Linked DNA regions of Mus musculus: region 2 is linked to region 1. A link is a loop called in an ENCODE intact Hi-C map of the cell type or tissue named here. Cell type or tissue: left cerebral cortex. All regions are shown on one strand.

Region 1 (5,000 bases):
TGTCCAGTTAAACTCATATCCCACCTTTATAAAGTTCATGTTGGGTTGAAACAACCAACTACTAAAGGAGCAACTGCTGACATTTGAATGTGTTTCTACTGAGTATGCTCAATAAATGATTTACTCGAGGTCGCATGCTTGGTGAGAGATGGTTCTGAAAGTTATCCGTTTTCGTTAGAGCTAAGCCTTTGTGAGACCCGCTCAGCAGAAAAGCATGGGTTATCTAACCCATACAATACATACAAAACTAACGTTATATCCTAGCTTCCATTCTGCCACGGCGTAAATATGAGGGGTGGGCAAGTCCCAGTAATTTTTCCATTAAAAAAATATATATATATATCTGTAGGGCATCCACGTATACTGCAGAGTAGAGGCATAAAGAAACTCTGAGGCAAAGAATATGTCTCAGAGTATAGAATTACACTGATTCAAAAGTACAGCTGCATTTAAACAGAGACATCAAAGCTCCACAAAGAAACTGAACATCAACCAGGCAGTGGAAGGTGAGAATCATTCGCTAGCACAAATGACTTGCTATGTAAGCAATGAGGCGTCTCATCAAGCACGCTCATTCACAAAAGAAGGCATTAATTCAAAACATCCTTGGGCCGGAAAGAGAAAAAAGTTGAAAGACGTCTGTTCTTATAGTTAAGAATGCATTGCTGAGTAAATCTGTGTAACTGTTAAGTTCAGTTAATATATTCCCCTAGGGCCTTGAGGAGTAGATTCGGAATGCAGTGTCTATTCAAACATGAAAAGTCCTCTGAAAACGCACAGTCCTGGTAAATAAATAACACATGCTAACTGAACAAGGCCCCATAAAACTGGTGAAATATTTAACAGTATCAAATATTTACAACGATGGGCTGCATACCTACTCTGCCTCCTTTTCCTCTCGATTCATTGTTTAGAAACAAAAACTTAAGAACAGTGTAATGAACAGAAACCGGGTCTTTCAAGAGATTTACAATAGAACGGTTTGTTTTAATCCTCTTATCGGCCTCTCCTCCAATTATGCAATCATTCCAGAGCCAAAAGATCACAGGGCTCTTTCCCTTGACACGGGGGACACTGAGAAGTGTCTAAACAGGTAGGCTGGGAACAGGCAACATTTCCTTGAAACTAAAGTGCCTCTGGGGCACCAGCTCTAACTCGGAGGAGAGTGCGCCAGCCAGCCATTACGGATCGATGTTTTAATCCCCAACAACTGGCAACTCTTCGCGTGCTGCAGCGTCCACCCGGCACCATCCTCTCCCCAGCCTCGCTATTCCGCGGGCGGCGGGGGGCGAGCGGCCCACGCAGGGGGAACCGCTGTTCTCCCACTCCCGGGGTCCCGATTCCCGAAGTCAGGCTGGGCCGAGCGCGGCGGGGGAGACCCCGGGAACCGGCGACCCCCGCACATCCCCGGCCAACCGCGCCGCCCGCGACTTAAGCAACTCCGCGACCGAGGCCGCGCGGGCCGCCAGGTGAGCGCCGGAGCCGCCGCCCTTCGGGTCCCCGGGGCTCCGCAGCGGGCGGGCGGACGGGCGGACGGGCGGGCGCGATCCGCGCCCTCCCCGCCGCCTCCTGCACCTGCCCGGCCGCGCTCCGGGCCGGCGGGACAAGGGCGCGAGGCGAGGCGCCGAGGGGGCGGTGCTCACACCGCCCGCCTCTCCCTCCCGCCGCCGCACTCACCTGCCGGATCCGCCGCGGCCGCCGCCCGCGCTCGGCAGCGCTCGCAGAGCCGCAGGGTGCGCGTGCCCAGCTCGGGAGACGCGGAGGACGGCGGCGGACAGACGCCGCTCCACTCCGCCGCGGCTGGCGCTCTCTGCGATGGGAGCCGAGGGAGGGAGAGCCGACTGCGCCTGCGCCGAGCGCCGGGCGGAGAAGCGGCCGCCCCTCCCCCTCCCCCGCCCCCGCCCCGGGAGAGAGGGCGGGACTAGAGGCGGGACCGGGAGGGAGTGGCGAGGGGGACTCGCGCGCTGCGGCGCCCCCTGGCGACAGGAGGGGCTCGGTGCAGGCTAATCCACGCGCGGAGTCCAGGGTCCCTCTACAGCGGTTTCCCTGGGAACCACTCTGGCTGGAAATCCTGTGGCTGCCTTTGGAGGATGTGAACTCTCCTGGGATGGTAAGAGGCTTTGGACTGTGTATTGAGGACAAGCAGAACCGACCTGAAATTCCGCGTCTGTGGATACCTGAAGCTGGAGTAGGAGGTTAGGGGCCCGGGGAGGGGGGGGGGGGGGGGATGGGATGGGCGGGGAGCTGGTAAACCCAGATCCTTCCACTTTCAGTTTCCAAAGACCGTCTCTCATCTTTTACAGGAACTATATCTATTGTTTTGTTTTGTTTTGTTTTGCTTATCAAACTTCCATCCCACATTCGGGCTTCCAAGTTGGAAAACAAAAAACAAAGTACAGACAGAATCAAGCCCTGAAAATCAAACTCAGGGATGGGGGGTGGGAGGGAGCAGTCATCCTCGGTATTTCCGCCAATGTTTGTGATACTCAGAGGCAGGGGCTGCCATTCTGTTGAGTACATCAAGGAGGTGGTAATAAAAAGGAAGCTATGTGTGTGGTCCCTGTGATCAGCCACCTACTGACCTCTGTGACCTTAGGCGAGTTCATCTGCAATATCGCCAATCTTCTCACTGATAATTGGAAATAAGAATGTCTACCTCATCAAGGTTTTGAGAGTTAAGTGGTTTAATATATGTAATTAGTGTACCTCACCACATTCTGTGACACAGTGAGTCATACAGAAACACACATGTGTACACACACACACACCTCTACAAAAAATTCCTACCATCCAAAGACTCAAACAAAAGGAGACAAGTTTACTATTAAGAGAAAACTTTATGGGCTCCCTGTTTTACACATTTTTTTTCTAAAGAGATGTTCACACACACACACTTTTTGTTTTGTCTTGGTTTTCGAGACAGGGTTGGCCTCGAACTCAGAAATCTGCTGCCTCTGCCTCCCAAGTGCTGAGATTAAAGGCATGCACCACCACTGTCCGGCTCACACACACATCTTTTATCATATGGAATTGGTAATTACTTAACCCATGCTCCAGTTTCTTTGTAAACCATTCCCTGATGCTCGCCTGCCTCCCAACCCTAACTCCTTACCTGTGATCCCAGAACACTGTATTTCAGTGGTTCTCAACCTTCCTAACACTGTGACCCTCTAATACAGTTCCTCATAGTGTATACTAACCCCCAACCATAAAATTATTTCCGTTGCTACTTCATAACTGTAATTTGGCTACTGTTATGAACCTTAACATAAATATCTGTGTTTTCTGATGTCTTAGGTGACCCCCTGTGAAAGGGTCATTTGATCCCAGAGGGGTTGCGACCCACAGGTTGAGAACTGCTGCTTTAACTCTTGCAGTGCATATTCCCCATGAATCATAAGTAGACTTTCCTCTCTTTTCTCTTTAGTCTGTGTCTTGAGAACAGGCACTCTGCTTGACAGAGAACTCTGTAAAGGTAGGAAGAGGAGATGGTTGACACACAGGGAGAATGCTCTATTTGGTATATGAACATTTGGAGGATTGGCTCTTCAGTTTATTCAATGTAAGACCCAAAACATCACGGGTCTACAGAAGACAGTAATGCTAATGTGTGTGAATCCCACAGTGACCCACATGTATGTTAACTACAAGATCATCTGTAGTCTTAGAGAGTGGGCTCTAGCACTGTTTGAGAATGGGGAGAGTTACTGTAGAGCCATGACTAGAAATGGCTCCCAGAGGCTCATATATTTGGAGCTTGGTCATTGGGAATTATTTATATTATAATTATTATAATTGGGTCCTTGACAGGGATTAGGAAGTGTGGCCTTGTTGGAGGAAGTGTGTCACTAGGGGTGGACTTTGAGATTTGCTTGGGTGACCTCCACCCAAGCAAGCTTCCAACTTGTGAAAAGGAATTTATAAAAAGCTTAGGGGTTGGCATAGATGCACACACCTCACATCCCAACACCCAGAGAGCAAAGGCTGGTGGATCTCTGAGTTCCAGGCCAGCCTGGTCTACACAGTGAGTTCCAGACCAGCCTGGTCTACAAAGAGCCTAAGCCAGACCCTGTGTCTCTCTCTTCCTGCTGCCTGTGGATCTGGATGTAGATCTCCCAGCCCATTCTCTAGCATCATGTCTGCCTGCATGCCACCAGACTCCCCTCCATGGCAATGATGGACTACATTACTGAACCTGTAGACCGGCCCCAGTTAAATGCTTTCCTTCGTAAGAGTTGCCGTGGACACAGTGTCTCTTCACAGCAATAGAACATTGACTAAGGCAGAAGTTGGTACCAGGAGTGGGGTATTGTTATGACAAGCCGGGTTTCTTGGTGCAATATGGACTTTGGAACTTGGATTGGGGAAAGCAATTGAACATTTTAAGCAGGACTTAATGGGCCATCCTATTAGGTACACGGAAGACAGAACAATGTAGATTATGACCCAGATCAAAAGGTTTCAGAGGAGAAGAATATTAGTAAGTGGCCCAGAGATCATACTTGTGATATTTTGGTGAAGAGTGTGGCTGTTTTCTGCCTTTGTCCAATATACAAATAAATAAATACATACATACATACATACATACATACATACATACATAAATCTGAGGCTAAATTGAAGAGTTTTAGATTAATGGTATTGGCAGAGGAGATTTCAAAACAGCCAAGTATTGATTATGTCAATTATCATATTAGTTATTAGTGGCCAGTCTTAGGCAGATCTATAATGAAAAGAAAATGAGCTATGCAGTTTGAGGGAAAAAAGAGCACCAGGAAGTGCAATGGAGCTAAAGTCCAGGGCTCAAGAAAACAAAAGGTTTAAAGAAAAGCCTGCTGCCAAATGGACTAAAGGGAGTAGTGCCCTCAGAGCAAGACCTCCACCCAAGCAAGCTTCCAACTTGTGAAAAGGAATTTAAAAAAAGCTTAGGGGTTGGCATAGATGCACACACCTCACATCCCAGCACCCAGAGAACAAAGGCTGGTGGATCTCTGAGTTCC
Region 2 (5,000 bases), 190 kb after region 1:
TCCATAACCATCTATTAATACCTGCTGTGTATCCTAAGGATAAGAGGACTTCATGGCCCACTATGCAAAGTGCTTCACACCCAGCCCTTTCCTAGGGACCACTCTGATTACTAGTATTTTATTAGCACAGGGTTTCCTGAGAAGGAAGGAAAGCCAGTCTCTGCTACCCCACTATGTCAAAGGCCAGCTGCTTATCTTGCTGGCTGATACACAGTGAGGACTTATAGCAGCACCCAACAGCATCCCCATCCCATCAGTCCACCACGTCTCGCCTTAAAACCCTGCAGATGCTCTACACTGCTCCTTGTGCAAGCACTACGCAAGCACCGCAAGTACTAACTGGGAGAGGGGCAGGATTATGCGCCACAGTATTCAAGAGTCATCGTGCGCTCCTCTAGGGGACCCTGAATCTAACTTGAATGTGCATAAATATATAAGATGAGCAGTCTTCTCCAACTTCTCAAATGCTATCTAAGCCACGACTCTCAGTTTTCACTGAACCATCATCTTTTCAAAGGGGTAGAGAGACCAACAGAGCACTGCCAACTCTTACTCTGTCAAGAACTCACTCACCCTTCCCCCTCCCCAATCCGTCCATCCATCTGTCTGTCCCTCTCGACAGGAATGGTGGCTGACTTCTGTAAAATAAGCAACTGAGAGACGAGGCAAGGAGTCACATGTTTCAGGACAATCTTGGCTAATAGAGGGTTCAAGACCAGCCTGCACTACATAAGGAGCTACCTGAAAAACAAAAAAGCCAACTATACAATCAATGTATTTCATCAAAGAACTAACACATGTTTCTTTCAAAATTATTCCTTCAAAATAATCCTAAAATTAACGATAATTTTCGAAAATAAAGAGTTATCTTTCAGGGCTGGTGAGATGGCTCAGTGGGTAAGAGCACCCGACTGCTCTTCTGAAGGTCCGGAGTTCAAATCCCAGCAACCACATGTTGGCTCACAACCATCCGTAACGAGATCTGACTCCCTCTTCTGGAGTGTCTGAAGACAGCTACAGTGTACTTACATATAATAATAATAAATAATAATAATAATAATAATAAATAATAATAAATAAATAAATAAGTAAATAAATAAATAAATCTTTAAAAAAAAAAGAATTATCTTTTAAATTCAATAAACTTATTCTTAAAAAGCAGACTACATTTCTCCTCTCACACAACAAGTGGCAACAGTGTGACAGACCTTCATGACACTATTACGCACGTCAGCTTATGAGAACCACAGATCTATTGGCGAGGGCCCCAAGAGGAAAGCAGCAGAAGTGCATGCAATGTTAACAGTTATTAACTCTCCAATAGCAAGGAGTGGAAGCCTAGAGGAAGTCTGGGGACTCCCCAAGTCATAGATCAGGAATTTTAATTCTGATTTGTACAGCCCAGAGTCAGCTCGCAACCATCAAGCTGCACTTTTCCAGGGCCTAACATCCCACTTTCATCTAGCCATGTCTGAGACCAATGACGAGCAAGGCCTTTCCCAGACAGCTGGTGGGAGTGAGAGGTAGATCCTTGGCCATCACTCAGACTAAAGCTAACTGGAACTCCTGACCTTTGCCCTATTAATACCGAGCTCAGAGAAACTAAAGCAATCATCCCAGACAAAGCACACTGCGCCACTTCCCCCAGACACACTGCTGTAGGACTCTCTGGACATCTCCTGGTGCCTGTGATGCAGTGAAAAGCATATTCTTGAAAAGCTAAAGATGCTAATTCTTAAGAAGAAAGCAAAATGCTTCAGCAGCAACTCTGACTAAAACCAAACTTGTCTTTAAACAGTTACAACCCTGAGCCTCATTCTCAAACTACTATAATCTTTTATATGTGAAAATACAATTTCTTCCTATTTAACTATCCAAAAAGCAAAAGACATAAAATCCCACATATTAAAAATTTTGGGGGACTGGAGAGATGGCTCAGCGGTTAAGAGCACTCACTGACTGTTATTCCAAGGGTCCTGAGTTCAAATCCCAGCAACCATATGGTGGCTCACAACCATCCATAATGAGATCTGACATCCTCTTCTGGGGCGTCTTAAGACAGCTATAGTGTACTCATATGTAATAAATAAATAACTCTTTTAAAAATGTGAAATAAAGCATAATCTTCACATATATGATAGATATGAGTATCTTATTCTTTCATTCCTCTATGGTAATCAGAACATTTGAATAAAATTATTCACGTTAATGAAAAGTACTTCTATTGGGCTGGAAACAAAGTTTGGTGGTGCATCACCTAACTGAGATGCCTGAAATCTTGGGCTTGACTCCCACATCATAAGAAGGGTATTATAAAAGAACCAGAGGGGAAATGTGTATATACACACACACACACACACACACATATGTACCATTTTACGAAAGGCAATATTAACTTTATTAACAGTCATTGTAATGAGAGGCACACATAATGTCTTTGAATATCAGAGGTTGAAATATTGAAATAAAAATGAAACTCATACACACAAAAATAAATGAAATACCACACTCACCTCTAAATCCCCACACAGCACTCACTAGACAAATGCCCAAAGGACTCCAAATGAGCCTGAGCTCCCTGCAAACTGAATGATGGCACAACAGGCTTGCCAGCTTCTATTTCTTGATTCTGTTGTTAGTTGTTGGGGGGCCTGCAAGGACGGGGTGTGTGTGTGTGTGTGTGTTGGAAACCAGTTTCACATAGCCTTCAATGCTTCAACTTCAGTGTGGCTGAGGATGACCTGGGACCCTTCTGCCTCCACTTCTTAAGTGCTGAAGTTATAGGTACAGCTAGTATGAAATGCTGGGGGTGTAACCCACAGCCCAGGGTCTCAAGCACGCTAGGTAAAAACTCTACCAGTTAAACTACATTCCCAGCCTGCCTCCAATGAATTTAATTTGTGTTTTTAGGGTTTCTGTTATTGTTGTTTTTGAGACAGGGATTCACAAAGATCTGCCTGCCTCTGCTTCCTGAGTGCTAAAATTAAAGGTATGCATGACCACAGCACATTGGTGATTTTTTGTTTTTGTTGTTGTTGTTTTAAGATTTATTTATTTAATTTATATGAGTGCACTGTAGCTGTCTTCAGACACACCAGAAGAGGGCACCAGATCCCATTATAGATGGTTGTGAGCCACCATGTGGTTGCCGAGAATTGACCTCAGGACCTTTGGAAGAGCAGTCAGTGCTCTTTACCTCTGCGCCATCTCTCCAAACCCCATTGGATTCTTTTTAACTAGACAGATGTTTGTTTGTTTGTTTGTTTGTTTGTTTACACACAGCGAGAGACAGTGTGTGTGTGTGTGTGTGTGTGTGTGTGTGTGTGTGTGTGTCTTCGATAAGAGGGTGAGTCACAGTGGCCTGCATGTGGAGGTCAGAGAACACCTTGCAAAGCTGGTGTTCTACCATGGGGGTGGCAGGGATAGAACTTTGGGTCATGAGACATGGCGACAGCACCTTTAGTGCTGAGTCATCTCAACAGCTCCTTGACAGGAATTTTAATGAACAGATTTCTTTCTCCACCATCTGAATTTATAGTTTAAGGAAACAACCCAGATTACCAAACTCCTTACCCACTGTACACTACAGTCTACTTACTGTCTCTTTCGTTATAAGCACATGCTTTTAAATGCAGGCTTGGCTCTGCAGCTGCTGTTGTGATTTTCTTTTCCCTCTACACACTCCCTTGGCACTTTCATCTCCTCACACAGATTCAACTAGCATATCTATCTGAATAATCTATTTGTATTTTCTATATATATAAAATAGCGCTGACCTCTCTCTCGAACTGAAAACCTACATTGGCAAAGCTTCTAAATAGTTCCTGTGTGTAAGTATATTTAATAATAATAACTTAAAAAACCCTCAGCACGCCTGGCCTGACAGCATACATTGGTAACCACAGTTTCTCTGCAGGTCAGGGCAGAGCTGTGGATTTAAGGCTACCGTATCTTTGAAAAAATGAAACCTAATTATGCAACTCCTTGCTCACATTCCTAGTTAACGGTCCAACTGTCAACAGCCACAGTTAGAAAATGTAGCTTTCCACCCTGCCTCCTCTACAGCTCTCCTCCTGGCCTGCTGGGCCCTCGTTCTCGCTCCACCAGCACCACTCACAGTATGCACAGTCGTATATTAATAGCTTGCCATAATAAATCATTCTGCACACTAAACTATTGCAAGGTACACACTTCTTGTTTTCTTCAAAATGTTGAGCTTCTAAATATAGCCTCTAAGCAAGCTCCACAATCCAGCCTTGACTTAAATTGCAAACTTCATCTCTAATTCCAAAATAAACCATCCAGGTCATCTGGGACACTAACATTTTTCCACATCATGAACCCTTCTCATCTCCAAAACTGTCGTTCTCTTAATCTGAAAGGCCTTCTTTATCCAGGAATCCTACCTCCCGAATCTTTGTTTCAGAAGACTTTAACTCTCAGTCAACTTAAGATTGCCAGTTTAAGAGCAGGGTATGGTGGGACATGTCTGTAATCCCAAGCAGAGGAAGGAGGTCGAGACTGCAGATCCAAAGTCTTGAGAGATAGGAGGCCCTGTCTCAGAAACTACATTAAATAAAAAGAAGCTCATTGGGAAGCAACACCATGAAGTAGAACTACCAGCTTCTGACAAGGCAGATAGATCTGGCTTCAAATAGACAGTTCTGCTAGCCACATAAGTCTTAAGGGGAATGACTGGACACGTGTGACACGGCGGTATCCTGACTATTCTGAGAGATGCCTACACAGGGAGACCCCTGTCTAAAAGAAAGAAGCTTCTATGTTGTTGAGAAAACACAACCATAACAGAACTCAGCACCCAGTAACTAACAGTATTGGCCCACACCCGTAAGTGTTCCCGTCTCAACTGTGACACGTGACCTAAGTTATAACAAACACTTCACTTTTGTACAAGTGCAAACTTCAGATAAGCCCATCTATGTGGTTAAGGATTTACACACACTTTTTGCTTTCAGAGTCTTTTGTTGTGAACAGGGTCA

What was found. Hi-C counts contacts between places; a loop is a spot of excess contacts. Peaks named below come from ENCODE experiments on the same cell type or tissue, not always from the same donor. Only the 100,000 strongest peaks of a DNase experiment are listed, where the experiment ranks them.
Region 2: it touches region 1 in a loop (1.8-fold over the local background); 4 of 42 quality-filtered maps call a loop at or near these places.

Annotation. Positions count from the first base shown.
Region 1 is chr10:116,948,583-116,953,582 of GRCm38, forward strand. Rab3ip (RAB3A interacting protein) reads right to left here and starts at 1,871. Exons shown (of 11, transcript NM_001359645.1): 1 at 1,678-1,871. 4933412E12Rik (RIKEN cDNA 4933412E12 gene) reads left to right here and starts at 1,980. Exons shown (of 3, transcript NR_038026.1): 1 at 1,980-2,110. In left cerebral cortex, a CTCF peak has its summit at 1,984 (motif pointing left); DNase peaks (open chromatin) are centred at 628, 1,278 and 1,917; H3K4me3 peaks cover 2,104 bases; H3K27ac peaks cover 430 bases.
Region 2 is chr10:117,140,832-117,145,831 of GRCm38, forward strand. All of the region lies in intron 1 of Frs2 (fibroblast growth factor receptor substrate 2), which reads right to left. Among named protein-coding and RNA genes, the nearest start is that of Frs2, 5.1 kb to the right of the region's middle. In left cerebral cortex, CTCF peaks have their summits at 1,284 and 3,092 (motif pointing right); DNase peaks (open chromatin) are centred at 3,670 and 4,052; H3K27ac peaks cover 1,290 bases.